Linked DNA regions of Mus musculus: region 2 is linked to region 1. Evidence: chromatin loops called from intact Hi-C (ENCODE). Cell type or tissue: heart. All regions are shown on one strand.

What was found. Hi-C counts contacts between places; a loop is a spot of excess contacts. Peaks named below come from ENCODE experiments on the same cell type or tissue, not always from the same donor. Only the 100,000 strongest peaks of a DNase experiment are listed, where the experiment ranks them.
Region 2: it touches region 1 in a loop (4-fold over the local background); 2 of 42 quality-filtered maps call a loop at or near these places.

What each region holds. Positions count from the first base shown.
Region 1 is chr6:72,785,103-72,793,102 of GRCm38, forward strand. It overlaps Tcf7l1 (transcription factor 7 like 1 (T cell specific, HMG box)), which reads right to left and starts at 3,943. Exons shown (of 12, transcript NM_009332.3): 1 at 3,608-3,943; 2 at 3,460-3,523; 3 at 3,109-3,236. The coding sequence starts at 3,850. In heart, no CTCF peak of the experiment used is centred here; DNase peaks (open chromatin) are centred at 3,029, 3,319, 4,149, 4,459 and 1 weaker place; H3K4me3 peaks cover 3,398 bases; H3K27ac peaks cover 2,423 bases; H3K27me3 peaks cover 790 bases.
Region 2 is chr6:72,898,203-72,906,202 of GRCm38, forward strand. It overlaps Kcmf1 (potassium channel modulatory factor 1), which reads right to left and starts at 1,777. Exons shown (of 7, transcript NM_019715.2): 1 at 1,412-1,777. The coding sequence starts at 1,427. In heart, a CTCF peak has its summit at 4,306 (motif pointing left); DNase peaks (open chromatin) are centred at 799, 1,439 and 1,839; H3K4me3 peaks cover 3,247 bases; H3K27ac peaks cover 3,172 bases.

The sequences.
Region 1 (8,000 bases):
GCTCATGTTTCCATGTACTAGGAATAGTACAAAGTGCGGCAGCTATTTATTCCCTTCTCCACACACCTCGGGGTCCCCGGGGGCTCGAAAGAGAAGCACACTCATAGTGACACATCTGTAAACCTAGCACTCAAGAGGCTAGTCCTCCTTAGATAGGAGGATCCAAGTTCGAGGCCAGCCTGGACTAGAATGAGACCCTGTCTTAAGACTTGTCCCCTTAGCCCAGGGAAAGGTGACCTCTCCCCCTCAAGGGTCTCAGACAGGAACCATTTCCCAGCATCCCAATGGAGCCAGAGGAGAAAGGAGAAGAGGTGACCCATGGAGAAGGGCAGCCTGACTGCACAACTGTCCAGCAGCAGAGATGCCAGTGATGAGGGCTTTGGGCCTCCTGTCTGAAAAGCCAAATGTCCATACGTAACTCAAAAACACTGCAGCCAGCATCCACTTCGACTTCTGTTTTTGTTATGTCCAGAAATCTAGGACCGCAAAGAAATGGTACCCCCACTTTTATACGTATAGGCCTAAAACAATAAAGCTTACAGGTGGATAATTTAAAAGAGAAACAACAGGACCTAGAAAGCAAAAGACAGGTGGAATCATCTAGTCCAAGAATCTTCTCCCAACCTATCAGCTCCTGTCTTACCCCTCAACTCTCTACTTCACTGGGAAACAGCGGAGGTCCGATCTTGCCCGGATGACCACTTGTGTCCCATGAAAATCATATTAAGTATATTGATATGATCATGGAGAGGAAAATTATCATTTCAACCATATAGTCCAAACAAGTGCTTAAATGGGTCCTAAGCTGCTCTGCTTACTGGCCATGCATAGTCAAACTAGAAAGAGACTTTCCTGCTACAACAGTGAACTTTGTAACCGAGCAAGGCAGCATGTGAGAAACACCAAACACTGAGAACTTACGATTTTAAGATTTTAAGCCATTCATCGGTGAGATAAGATACAGGCATGGGGGGCTGGTGAGATGGCTCAGTGGGTAAGAGCACCCGACTGTTCTTCCGAAGGTCCAGAGTTCAAATCCCAGCAACCACATGGTGGCTCACAACCATCCATAACAAGATCTGACTCCCTCTTCTGGTGTGTCTGAAGACAGCTACAGTGTACTTACATAAAATAATAAATAAATCTTTAAAAAAAAAAAAAAAGATACAGGCATGGGGATGAGATGGGAGTCAAAGTCCCCAAGCCAGTGGGCTAAGAGGTGAGTGTGGAGAGCCATCGAGATGGCTCTGTGGGTAAAGGCCCTGGCCAGGCAAATCTGATGATCTGAGTTGGATTGCGGGGGACTCACACGGTAGAAGAGAATCCAACTGACTACCAAAGATTGTCTTCTGTCCCCCACGGAGGTACTAACCCTGGCGTAAGCCTCAGATACACCCAAGTGCACACACACACACACACACACACACACACACACAGAGAGGAAAGAAAATGTAAAAACTTAAAAGAAATGAGTGTGTGGAGGAAATCTCCAGTTAAAGGGCTAAGTCGTATTTGGGATGTTTCTGATGACTTTTAACTTCCTAAGACCTGGCTCAGAGCTGACATATATGATAAAAACAGAGAAGATGGCAGGCACTAAAGTGGCTTAACAGACACACGTACAAAGATATGGGAACTCCCTGTACCTGCATGGGCAGGAAAGCTGGGGGTGGTCCCCAACATTGGCACACACCTTCACCTTGAAAGTGCAAAAGCAAAGCCCTAGGCCTATATCCACTTTCAAAAGGACTTCTTGGGGTACCCTGAAGTGGAGCAGGCCCAAAACTGTGAGGGTCTTTCTCCACCCCAGAGCAAAGGCAAGCGGTGTGAGTGTGGTTCTACGCCCTTCTTCCATCCATCAGAACGCAACCCCTAACCCCCAACCCCTAACCAGTGAACAACACCCACACACACACACACACACACACACACACACACACACACACTACACGAACTGTGGAGGCCATCCTGCTCCACCCAGCAAGGGCCCGAAATGACAGCAGGAACGACCCATTCAGCGCCCAGATCTTCCATGGCCACCCTTGAGTATAATCATATTTAAGATGAACTTTTATTCGAGCTCAGTTCCCTCAGGGATGCACTCCTGAGGAGTAGACACGCCAGCAGGGAGAATGAACCAACCAACTCTGGAAAGCTCTGTGCGAGGCAGAGACAACGAGCAAGGCGCCGCACAGCAGGAGGGTGTGCACCCAGGATTTACCATCCAACCCAGCATCAGCATAGGAAACTTGGATGTGGAGTAGCGGCTCGAAGACCAGGCCAACCCCGAACTGCACCCCTCATTTCGCAGGGGAGAGAGGCGGGAGCTCCGAGCTGGAGAGGGGTGAAGGAATCCGCCCTCATTTGCACATTGTCTGGGGCCGGGTCAATTTGCTTAATCACCGCTCTAAATGCCAGGCACACAGCACACAATGCGCTCCCATTAACAGGTTTAAAGTGTCGCAGCGCTCGCTTTAAATGAGAAAAGCCCGCAACAAAAGGGGGAAAAAGCCAAGTAAGAATGCCTTGGGTCGCCCTCCAAACCATCTCAGAGGAGTTTAAAACCCAGAGTTCTGCAGAAAAATTGAGGCCCTGGGGGTGAGGATTGGGGGTGGGTCGTGAATAGTTCACACAAAATAAGGAGTTTGTACAGCTCACAGCAGCCCAGGGAACCCGCAGGTCAGAGGACATCTCAAGTCAGGATCCTCCAGGCCCTTGCCCAACTTTCTCCCTTGCCAAGGGGAAAGCTGACCAATCTCCGGGAAGGAAAGCGAGACACCCCCCCCCCAAACACACACCCCCCACCTCCAAAGGCAGGCACAAATCCAAGTTTTCCTTTGGTAGGAGCAAGGAATTTGGGAGGCTGGGAGGTCCCACCAGGCCGCAATCTCCCAAAGGCGAGAAGTTAAAAGAACTTTACTTTCATCCCGTTACTGGCCAAAAGCAGTCTCATACTAGGCCGCCACAGGGGAGTTTGACTCTGCAAACAAGTTCGGCCCAGGATCAGCTCAGGCAGGAGGCCCCATCCCCCACACCACGGAAAGCCCAGGGGCGCATCCCGCCGGGCCCGACGCCCACCGGTCCCGGCACGGCCGGACTGACACTTACGGTGCGCGCTCCACCAGGAGACAGGGGTCCGTTGGAGAGGTACGGGCTGCTCAGGTCTGGAATCATCAGGAAGGGGTACCCAGGATACGCAGGTCCCTTAAAAAAAGCGCCATCCTGGGGCCTTCTCACTGCGGACAAAACCAAAGTGGAGTGAGGTCAGGGGTCCCCCAGACAGAGTAGCTATCTGGAGCTCGGGGCGGGAATCTGGAACCCGAGCACCCCTCGAGTGAGCCCCAGAGTGGCTGCTGCAGCGATGGGAGGAGAGCAGGGGTTCCGCCACCCGGACCGTGGAGACCCGTACGGCCAATCGCTGATGGCTGGAGAGTGGAGACTGACGGAGAAGGCACTTACCTTCGGCGAAATAGTCGCGCGGCTTCTGGAAAGCGTCCCGGGCGGGCTGCGGGCGCCTCTCCGCCTGTGGAGGAGACACAAAGGCGAGGGCGGGTGAGCGGGAGCGGGACCCGGGTCCCCCAGAGGCTGACCCTAGGAATCCCTTTACCTCGGAGTCCGAGCTACTGCTCTGATTCTCCGATTCGTTGACCAGGGACGACTTGACCTCATCCAGATCCCTCTGCGCCGAAGCGCTGTCGCTGCTCGGCTCTTGCTCTTCGCCCCCCTCGTCCTGGAAGGGGATCAGCTCGTCGTTCGCTCCGAGGTCGTCCCCTCCACTGGTTGCCCCGGCTCCGGAGCCACCGCCTCCCCCGCCGGCGCCGCCACCGCGGCCACCACCGAGCTGGGGCATGGTGGGGCCACGGGCCGGGGCCGCTGCGCTCGGAGCCCCGCGCCCTGCCTGGCCCGGCCCGGCGCCCCTCCCTCCCTCTCGCTGGCCCGGCTCCGATCGTTTGGCCGCTGCGGCGACAAAGTTTTGACAGGGCGTGGCTCTGTGGGAAGCGGGCCCAGCACCGCCCAGCCGGGGCAAGAGACACTCGGCTCCGAATCGTCCCGCAGCACGGAACCTAGGACTCCCAACTAGCCGCCGCCACCGCCGCTGCCTTCTCGGCCCGGGCGTCCCAGCGCCTGGCCCGCCGGGGAGGGGCGATGGGGAAGGAGGGAGGGACCGCCCGGCGGGGCAGGGGGGCCGGAGGGAGGAGCCCCGGCTGCAAGCTGACACCCGCGCCTCTCGGAACCAGGCGAACTGCAGCGCGCGCACGCACACTCGTATTCACACTCGCGTCCTGCTCGCTTGCACCTTCCGGGGCCTACAACTACCCTCCTCGTGCGACCACCCTACCCCTCGAACTTATCCAGATCCCCTCCAGTGAACTCCATGGCTACCCTGGGAAGTCCTTTCTCGCACCCTCCCTCTAAGAGTCTGGCCCGCACTCCTTCACATCCCCTAACTTTCTTTGCAAACAAGCCCCAGAACTCCGCGCGGGTTCCCACTCCGCTCCCACCGCACTGGCAGGCAGCACTGCCCCCTGCGGGACAGCCGAGGACTCGCAGATCCGCCGAGCACAACCACTCAGCCTGCCGAGTACAGGATCCCATCAGCCCTTCTACTCAGCCAGATTTTGTGACACTTTGAAACAAGTTGAGCGGTCTTACATTCCCTTTCCTATGGTATTCCAACGCATTCCTGTCCCCAAACTGTGTTTTTGATCACTTCCTCTTAGTAAGGAACTACTGCAACCTTGAAGATCACGCTTTCTCTCTAAAGCTGGAGAAGAGGTGTGAAATTCAATACTCACTGTCTTGGATTCAGACGGGATTTTAACTGTATTGATTTTAAGAAGAAATTATCACCCAGAACTCCCAAAGCTGATTAGGAAGCTGCCGTGATAGCCCACAAGCACCATAAGCAAATTACCTAACTAGCTTCATAGGTAAAAAACAGACTTGAGAGAGTATCTGGGCGCTAACAAGATGGCTCAGCAGGTACTTACCGTCAAGCCCCATGTCTTCAGTTCCCTGTCCGGTACCCACATGGTGGAAGTAGAGAACAGACACTCGTCCTCTAGCTTCTACGTGTGGACCATGCCATGTGCACTCATTCCCTCACAAGTTAGGTATCATTTAAAAGATGGAGATGGTAGAGCGTGTATTTAGCATTCATGAGGTCCTGTGTTCAATCCTCGGGACTAGATAGACTCATATATCCTCAGTCAGCTGGGGATGGGGGAAGTAACGCCACTTGGAGCCATCCTCCATGGGGACATTGGTGACAACATAAATTTTAAAATCAGTCTAGAACGTCAGTATGAGCATATTTTTTAAATGTTTTAAACACAACTGAAAGCCAGGTATGGTGACCTGTGCTTTTAATCCCAAAACCTGAGAGAGGAAGCAGAGGCCGGTGGATCTCTGTGAGGCTGAGGCCAGCCTGGTCTACACAATGAGGTACAAGACAACTGCTTAGAGAGGCCCCTGTCTTTAAAAGCAAGCAAGCCAGCAAACAAGCAAGCAAGCACAACTTACACATGAGGCTGGACAAAGTTACAGCTTTAAGAAGGGGGTGATGGAGAGAGCTACAGTCCATCTGCATCTTTCTTCCCACAGAACCCACAGCAGGGAACTGGGCAGGTTGAGCCCCGACTTAGGTGGACCAATAATGGGTTTAAAGAAACACCATTAAGACAAAGATTAGTACATATAGCTTTCGGTGTCTCATTTAAAAACATTTTAGGGGTTGGGCAGTGGTGTCACATGACTTTCATCCCAGCACTCAGGAGGCAGAGGCAAGTGGATCCCTGAGTTCAAGGCCAGCCTGGTCTACAGAGTGAGATCCAGGACAGTCAGGGCTACACAGAGAAACCTGTCTCAGAAAACAAAACAAAAACTAGGTGACAGAGGCATGGCAGTGACAGTGATAGCTTAGGGCTAGTCCACTGAGCTCAGAGCTAAGAGTGAGTCTAGAGCCTGAGTTTGGTAGTTGCTGCTCTCCTGTAGCTTATCCCAGACCTCCTCCACCCTTTGGTCAGAGTACCTCAGCACACACCCTCCCTCGTGTTATTATATGGTATTTTGCAGAAGGTTTTTTTTTGTTGTTGTTGTTAAAATAATTGTATAGGAGGAATCTATGGAACTCTTATTTAAAACCCTTTTCCTGTGGTGTATAAACATATGAAGAGCTCATTGTATTAGTTCTCTATGGCCACTGTGATAAATCACTACAAACTTGGTTGCCTAAAAAGAGAAAGATGTTCTTAAAGGACAGTAATCTTTCTATTGTTGTTGAAATACAAATTAGTTTTACTAGATAGAAATTAAGCTGTTGGGGGCTGGAGAGATGGCTCAGTGGTTAAGAGCACCGACTCTTCTTCTTTTTTGTTTTTGTTTTTGTTTTTCGAGACAGGGTTTCTCTGTATAGCCCTGGCTGTCCTGGAACTCACTTTGTAGACCAGGCTGGCCTCTAACTCATTAATCTGCCTGCCTCTGCTTCCCGAGTGCTGGGATTAAAGGCCTGCGCCACCACGCCCGGCCGGACTCTTCTTCCTGAGGTCCTGAGTTCAATTTCCAGCAACCACATGGTGGCTCACAACCATCAATAATGGGATCCGATGCCCTCTTCTGGTGTGTCTGGAGACAGCTACAGTGTACTCACATACATAAAGTAAATAAAATCTTAAAAAAAAAAAAAAAAAAGGGCTGGTGAGATGGCTCAGTGGGTAAGAGCACCCGACTGTTCTTCCGAAGGTCCAGAGTTCAAATCCCAGCAACCACATGGTGGCTCACAGCCATCTGTAACAAGATTTGATGCCCTCTTCTGGAGTGTCTGAAGACAGCTACAGTGTACTTACATATAATATAATAAATAAATAAATCTTTAAAAAAAAAAAAAAAAAAAAAAAAGGGGCTGGAGAGATGGCTCAGAGGTTAAGAGCACTGACTGCTCTTCCAAAGGTCCCGAGTTCAATTCCCAGCAACCACATGGTGGCTCACAACCATCTGTAATAAGATCTGACGCCCTCTTCTGGTGTGTCTGAAGACAGCTACAGTGTACTTACATATAATAAATAAATAAATAAATAAATAAATAAATAAAAAAAAGGAAGGAAGGAAGGGAGGGAGGGAGGGAGGGAGAGAGCAAAAGAAAGAAAGAAAGAAAGAAAGAAAGAAAGAAAGAAAGAAAGAAAGAATTTAAGATGTTGGCAGCTGGGAAGTTCAATGTTACCTTGATGGTAGAGAGCTTGGTTAGAATCTGATATCCTGATTTGAATCCCCAGGACTGCTGAAGAGAGGCAGGGAGGGGTAGGAATGGAAGAGAAGGGTAGGGAAGGAAAGGGAATAAGGAAGAGAAAGAATGAGCTGATGGGACCATATGGCCTCTGAGGGCTCCAATGAGCCTCCTGCTAGCTTCTAGGGCTGTTGATACTCTATTTTGAACTATACCTTGCTAATTTCTGTTATCTGTGGTCACACTGGAGCCCTGAAATGGCATTTGGAGACCATTCCAGTAACTCAGCATCGTCTTTCTGCCAGGCTCCAATCCATAGCTGAATCAAATCTTGAAAGACCGCTTGACCTCATTCCTAGGCTCTGGGGATTAGGCCATGGGCCTGTCTGTCATCTTTGGGAGTGAGCTGTTGTCAGCCTACCACACCTGTCAACTTGGAAGAAATACAAATTGAAGCAACACAGAATAGAATTTTCTCACCTATCAGATTGGCACAAGTAGAGAAGAAGCGTAACACCCAGTGTTGGCCCCTGGACGCAGAAGCACACAGGGCTCTAGGCATGGCGTTGTGTAAGCTTTCTGAAAGGAAGTTTGGCAGTGCCTTGGAAAATCTTTAAAAGTGCAAATGCTTTGACTCATCCTTGTACTTCGAGGATTCGGTACGGAAGAAATAAACTGGAAGAGAGTGTTCACCACGATGAAAAGCTGGAAACAATTTTTGATGCTCTTCAATTGTCACATCAGATCACAGTGCAAACCATTCAGAAGAACACTCTGA
Region 2 (8,000 bases), 110 kb after region 1:
GTACCCTGCTATTTATTTCAAAGTGACCAACACATTAACAGTTAGTAATCAAAAATGCCCCATGCTCTTCCCTATCATTAGGTTTTTTTTTTTAAATAAAAACTCTCCAAACATAAAATGATCAGAGTCAATCACAATCTTGCCTTTAGAAATGCAAATTCCGAAACTTTCACTAAATGTATGTTAATTGATCTGAGTTTGTCACCTTAGAAAAGCCAAGGTCTGTACTTCCCTAAGAATGCCCTTCCCTCGGCGATAAACTGCCTCCTCAAACTTTCTTCACTTCCAAAACACCTATACAGGATTTGGAAAATCTTAGGGACTCAATTATTTTCAGGTCACTTATACAATCTTCCATTAACCGTACCGAAATAAACTTTTCACTAAGTCGGTGACTACTTTTAAAGGTAAAACCTGCTGTAGTGAAACAAAGAGAACATAGCCCCCTCCCCCCTTCCTAAACCATATGGTAGTAAATTCAAGTTAACTTATTTTTTCGCCAGTTCATCGCCCATCCATCGGCCTGAAAACACTTGTGCCTTTGTGCCGTGGGGCTGGGACGCGAGTGGTCTGATTCTTAACCACAGAACCCCAGCGTGTTTCCACAGGGCACCGCGGAAGTCCAAACGCCCCCCGACTGGAAGCCTGCTTCGGTGGGCAGCGCACGCGGGTGAGGGCCCGGGACCGGCCGGGAGCAAGTTCCGCTCCGGCGAGGTGACGGAGCAGGGAGTTTGCTCACCGCGGCCGGGCTGGATCCGCCCCGGGAACTTGGCTTACCCGAGCCCAGGGACGCGCAGAGGCCTACCGCGAGGCCGGGCGAGCTCCAGTCACAGAGGGCTGCCCGAGCCCGAGCCGCGGCGTCTTCCCGCCCGCACGGCCGCGGCCCTCAGGCGGGGCCGTCGCTCGCCCGCGGTCTCCCAGAGACCGGACGCGCCCGCGGGGCCCGGACCCCGCTCCCCCTTGTCGCGGCCGCACGCCCGAGACCCGGCTCGGCCACGGCGCCCGGCTCTTCCGGGAGCCGCCGCAGCTAGGCCGCGCCGGGGCCCCGCGGTTCCCCCGGGCGGGCCGGCCGGGCCTCGGCGTCCGGTATGTGTCCCGAGGGCCAGGCTCCCGCCGGTAACGGGCCCCGCCGCTTCCCCTCCCCCTCTCCCGCCCCATGACAGTGCAAAGCCTCCGGCCGCCCGGCCGCCCCGCCTCCGGCTCCAGGCCCAGCTCAGGGCCGCGGCCGCAAGCCACGGTTGCGGCCGCCGCTCCCGCTCGCTCTTCGGGCCGCGGTGGCCTCGGGTTCCCCAGCCCCGCGACTCGGGCCCGGCCCGCGTCCCCGCCGGTGCCCCGCTGCCCTCGGCGGCGCCCGGACTTCGGGCGGGGTAGGCCGAGGCCCAAGCGGTGGGGGCGGGGGCTCGGCTCTCACCTTCATGTCGGGACATCCTAGTTCAGACGCTGGCGGCGCGGCCCCTCCCGGGCTCCCGGCTGCAGTGTGCCCCCACCGCGGGCTCCCGGCGCTGCCCGCGCCCGGCCGGCCGACTCCCACTCGACTCCCGGGCTCGGCCGCGGGGGCGGGGTGGGCAGGGGAGCGCTCCCGCGGCGGCGGCGGCGGCGGCGGCGGGGAGGCGGCGCGGGGCGGGAATGGGGCCGGGCCTGGCCGGGGCTGAGCTCCTCCAGGAGGCGGGTCCGACGCGGCCGCGGCTCCGCCGGCGCCCGCCGTGACTCGGTCACTCTCGGGCCCCCGCCGGCTCCCGGCAGCGGCGCGGCGTCCGCAAATCCCGCTCGTCCCCTCCCCCGGCCCGCCCCCCGCCCGTCCGTCTCCCGGCTCCGGCCGCCGCCTCCTCCTCCTCCTCTTCCTCCTCTTCCGCCTCCTTCCGCCCGCACGCCCGCCCCGCCTCTCGCCGCCCTGAGGCCCCGCGGCCGGCGGGCGACCGTGCTTGGCGGCGGTCCTGCCGCGGTCCCGCAGGCACCCGAGCCCAGCCGCGGCCCGCCACGCTGCGCGTGGGGAGGACGAGGACGCGAAACGCCCCCGACGTGGCTCCCCAGCGCCTGGGCGCGCGGCGGCCGGGCCATCGCAGACGTCCCGGGGACGTGTGTGTGTTTGTGTGCTGCTTTGAAAGCCGGGGACCCAGAAGGGAATGGCAGTCGGGCCTCCGGGGCTCGCGGGTCCCCAGACCCAGGGGGAGGCCGAGGCCTAGCGAGCCGGCTCGGCCGCCCGCTCGAATGCGCTGCGGGAAAAACTTGGTGGGCTTCGGGGGTACTTTGCTTCCGGCTGTGTGTGCAGGTCTTTCCCTCCACCCAGGCTCCTTACAGGCTACTTTCTCTTCAGGCATTGCTAACTCGACAAACACTTGAGACTACCCCTGACCACGTGTCAGTGGTGGCGTGGCGCAGGTAGAACAGATCGCGCCCTGGAGTTAAGACGTGTTCAGCCCTGGGATTCTGGTTCTGATATGCTCGGTGTAACCTTGAACAAGTGACTTAACCTTGCTGAGCCTTCGCTCTAAATTGGTTCGCTTTGGGTGGTTAATTTTGCCTTGGTAGTCTCGAGATTGGACAAAGTTCCCAGCTAAGTTTACTGAAACTAGGGTCCAAGGTACTGCTTGCTTTGGCGATTTTCCTAATTTGCCCACCCTCCACCGACTGTGGGACCTGGACAAAGCGTTGGTTGCCTTAGCTTCTGTGACTTTCAAAAAGGGCAAGCATATCAATAGATGCAGGAGAGATACAGTACCAAGATTCGACGTGTAGAGTAGCAAAGGAAGGACCCTATTTGTTACAATATTTTATTGAATATGATTTAAGATATGTCTGGTTTTGAAAATACTAAAAGGCTTAATCCGAGAGACTACATAGTAGGTCATCCCTGTCTACCCAAGAAACTAGCTGTAATTAAATTGGGGGTGGTTTTGAGGCATGACCTCAGATAGCCCGAGGCAGTCCTTGAATTGCTCAAGTAGCTGATTCTGACCTTCCCATCTCCCAGGGGCTGGAACGAAAGGCATCTTCCACCACACCCCCACCTAATTTGGGTTTAAATGAGGACTAGATAACAAATATTTCTGTTTCGGGTGTGGAATTCCGCACACTACAGACCGGCCTGAGGAAGACTATGCCTAGTAGGGCTTACAAAGGGAGAGCAGGGTTTGTAGTTAGCCTGATCGACATCCTGGTTAGTGGGTCCTTTCTGACAACCCTACACATTTTATTATTGGCAAGTGATCCTGGGTGTAAGCCAGTTCCCTGAACTTGAGCTGTGAAAGTCAGGCTAGCAGCTCTTAACGCATACACAGGTGGTGAATAATGGTTTTTTATAAATTTGTATCAAAGTTTGTAAGCAGTTCTGTAAAAATGCTGGAGCATTTAGAGTAGCCAACAAAAGCAACACTTCCAGAAAGGAATACCAGTAAGTATGGAAAAAACTGGGTGAAAATAGAAAGGAGACTATTGAGGAGGAAGAAGGGGCTGGAGCTGTGAGGTGAAGTGTGCCCCAAGTCCCAAGTCTACGGAAAAGTCACTCAGGGTTGTGTACAGGCATGATGCTAGGGGAAGAAACATTAAAAACAAGTCTTACTGTATTGAAGGGTTAGCTAGTTTTTTTTTTTTTTTCACCTGCCTCTGCCTCCCAAGTGCTGGGTTTAAAGGCCTGTGTTACCACTGCCCGGTAGGGTTAGCTAGTCTTGTTCATGGGAGGAAACATAGCTTGGTCTGACCTCCAAGGGACTACCATGTTTTTTTGACAGTGATTTCATTGTTAGTATCCCAGCTTAGCCGTGAATCTCCAGCTCTTCCTGCCCTAGATCTCCTTCCCATGCCTCCTTGGTTTCCCCCATGTCCAGTTGAAAGTCACAGGTATCTTTACCAAACTTACTGTGTTCCATAGATGGCCCAGTTCTAGTCCTTAAAACAACAGTCAGATAAATCCTAATGAGATTTAAATACCATCAGTAGATCAGCAGACAATAGCTGCACCTTTTTGTGTTTTTCTGTACTTCTTTAAGGTTTTAAGATTAGGGGGAAATGAGCCAGGCGTAGTGGCACACATCCTTTAGTTCCAGCACATGGGATGCAGAGGCAGGCATAGCTCCCAGCCTGGTCTCCATGGAGTGTTCCAGGACAGTCAGCAGAGCTACACTGGGAGACCCTGCCTCAAAAAGACAAAAAAAAAAAAAAAAAAAAAAAAAGATTAGGGCAAGTGTCCAAGAGAAGGGCCAGAGAGATGGCTCAGCGGTTAAGAGCACTGACTGCTCTTCCGAACCCTGAGTTCAATTCCCAGCAACCACATGGTGGCTCACAACCACCCGTAACAAGATCTGGCGCCCTCTTCTGGAGTGTCTGAAGACAGCTACAGTGTACTTACATATAATAATAAATAAATCTTAAAAAAAAAAAAGAGTCCTGTCAGTCCTGTTAAAGCATGAAATAAGTCACCTGGACACAAATGACGTGAGCAATCCTATGCAGCAGAGTGAGGCTTGGGGAGCTAGATAGTCTACTGAGGACTTTTGAGATCATATTCTCTACTGTACTTGTAATCTTGACATTGCTGGGTATGCTTGTCAGAGTTCTGAACTATGAACCTGTCCTTAAGCAAGAAAATCAATAGTGTCTGGGCTCAGTGGCTCAAGCTGTAATCCCAACACTCAAAAGACAGAGTCAACCTGATTTACATAAGAGATTTTTACCTCAAACAAAAGTATGACTAGAGGTAACTCAGCAGTTGAGCGCACAGAAGTCAGATGGCCTACAAACACCTATAACTTCAGTTCCATGGGTTCCAATGCTCTCTTCTGACCTCTGCAGGCACCCTTGTATGTGAGGCACACACACGTAAATAAAACTCAGGTGTCTGGGTTTGGTTTGTTAAAGAAAAACAAGTTCCAAGCCAGCCATCTCATAAGGAAAAAGTACTTTGAAAAAAAAAAAAGCAAGGTGGTGGCACACACCTTTAATCCCAGCAGGGCCATCTCACTCAGAGTTCAAGGCCCTGGTGTTCCAGGACAGCCAGGTCTACACAGAGAAACCCTGTCTCCAAAAACAAAAGACAAGCAAGAGCCAGGCATAGTGATACATGCCTGTTCTGGCATTTAGGAGTCAGGACAAAGCCAGCTAAGCTGCACTGGTACAAACAAAGAAGCACCAAAAGGTCTGGGGAGATGGCTCCATGGCTAAGAGCACCCAAGAGCAACTCACAGCACCCAGGTCTGGCTCTTCACAAAAGGTCTGGGGAGATGGCTCCATGGCTAAGAGCACCCAAGAGCAACTCACAGCACCCAGGTCTGGTTCTTCACAAAAGGTCTGGGGAGATGGCTCCATGGCTAAGAGCACCCAAGAGCAACTCACAGCACCCAGGTCTGGCTCTTCACAAATGCCTCCAACTCCCGTTCCGGGCACCTGTCACCCACCCTCTTCTGGCTCCAGAAGCACCAAAACACCTGTGGCATACGCACATAAATTGAAAGTTAAAAAACCAGGTGAGTTCCTGCGAGCTGTAGGTAGGGCTGCTGTTAACAGCCTGACGTGCTTTCCGCCATCCCGACTTTCTGCTGTGGCCCTTTGTCTCCGTGTCCCATGTTGATTCCTGCCTCTGGGCCCTGCACCTGCTCTCCATTCTGTTTATTGGGAGTTGAGATAATTCAAGCCCCAGTTTAAGTCCATATTCCTTGTACCTTACTTAGTAAGCTTTTCCTGTCTGCTCAGTTTGTGCTTGTTAAAGCTAGGTGTGTGATGTTTTTCATCTTTTTTGGTAGATTGAGGGGGGCAGGAACCACAGGCCCTCCTTCCTTCACCAGGATGTACTAGTGATAAGCGAATGGATTAGTCATTTGGAGCCAAGATGAAGTGGGATCATAATCAAAGGCAAGACATTGTGGGAGGTAGTGAGGCTGAGAGGGCAGGACAGCTCCATTCAGGAGCTTCTTGTTTGTTGTGTGTTTGGGTTTTTTTGTTTGTTTGGTTGGTTGGTTGGTTTTTCGAGACAGGGTTTCTCTGTGTAGCCCTGGCTGTCCTGGAACTCACTTTGTAGACCAGGCTGGCCTCGAACTCAGAAATCCACCTGCCTCTGCCTCCCAAGTGCTGGGATTAAAGGTGTGCCCCACCACACCCAGCTTTGTTGTGTTTTCTTAACACAGAAAAGGGTGCCATGGATGTCAGTGAGAAAACAGCTGGCGATAATTGGTAAAGGTTTATAATAATTTTTCTGTTTTTCATGTATGTATCTGGTACACATGTATGCTTTATGATTTGGATGCACATACCTGTGTATGGAGGCCAAGAGTTAATGTCAGAGATCTTTACTTGGCTCTTCCACCTTATTCATTGAGACAAGGTCTCTCAATCAAACCCAGAGCTCACTGATACAGCTAGTTTTTGGATTTCTGGAGTTTGGAACTCTGAATCCCAACCCCTCACATTTTCATGAAAAGTGGTTTATCCACCGTAGAGATAATCTCTTGTGCATTGTATAGAAACATTCATCTGTCAGTAAAATGCTGATTGACCAATTGAGCAGAGAAAACATTAGAAGGTGGGACATCTGGCAGAGAGGTTTGAGTCAGGCACAGGAGATTCTCCCACAACATCGGAGGAGGTAGACACATGAAGCTGAGGACCAGGTAGCTAGCCATGTGGCATGACTTAGAGTAAAATAAATGGGTAATTAAATTATGAGCTAGTCGGGGAAACAAGCAAAGCTTTATTCATGGCCTAGAATCTTTATTCATGAAATATTAAGTCTCAGCTTCGTTATTTCTTGGAACAAAGTGGATGGGTGGAAAAACATCATTTGCAGATGGCTTTAGTTACAACCCACTGAGGGTTAGAAATGTGTTCCCATCCCCCTTATAAAATAATCTAAGAGGGCCTAAAGAGATGGCTCAGAGACTAAAAGTGCATACTGCTCTTGCCGAGGAACCAGTCTTAGTTCACCTTCCTGTGTGGCTTATAACCACTCATTACTCCGGTTTCAGGGGGGTTCTTGAATATAGAAATATAAGGGACTAAAGAAATGACACAGTGGCTACTGGTTAGTACTGTGCTTTCAGAGGACCTGAACTTGGTTTCTAGTACCCAAGTCTGGTGGCTCCCAACCAGTGTTAAGTCCAATTCTAGGGCCTCTGTGGGTACCCCAAAACTCAAGAACACACACGTACAGACACAGAGTTAAATATTAAAAAAAAAAGTATAGCTGGGTGGTAGTGATGCATGCCTTTAATCCTAGGACTCAGAAAGCAGAACCAGGCAGATCTCTGAGTTCAAGGTCAGCCTGGTCTACAAAGTGATTTCCAGGATAGCCAGGGCTATACAGAGAATCCCTCTATCAAAAAACCACCACCACCACCAAAACAAATCTTTTTTTTTTTTTTTTTTTTTTTTTGGTTTTTCAAGACAGGGTTTCTCTGTGTAGCCCTGGCTGTCCTGGAACTTACTTTGTAGACCAGGCTGGCCTCGAACTCAGAAATCCGCCTGCCTCTGCCTCCCGAGGAGTGCTGGGATTAAAGGTGTGCACCACTACGCACGGCTAACAAAAAAATCTTAATCTGAGAACAGAGCTGAGATTGTAGCCCAGTTAATAAAATGCTTGCCTAACACGCAGGACTTCCTGGGTTTGCTCTTCTGTAGTATTTGCGGTATATACTGGTGTAGTGTGAACAACACACCGTAGGTGGAGGCAGGAGTGTTGATTTCAAGGGCATCTTTAGCTTTGTAATTCAAGGACAGCTGAGTTACAGAGACACAAAATAAAAAACCAAGGAAGTGAAGAAAATAAGTGTCAGTGAAGAAGGACATCATAGCACACCCTCGCCAAGGCTAGGGGACCGTTGTGGGAGAGAGAAGAGATGGTAAGAGCCAGAGGTCAGGGTAGACAGGAGTGTAGTGTCAGTGTGAAAGTTGCAATGCACGTGTGGCCTCCAAGCAGGCAGAGGTAGATGCCTGCAAAGATCAAGTCAGGCATTAGGCCAGCATAAGCTCCATCCCCCACAGTGGAACTAAGGACAGTGGATGGCTTCGCTGGG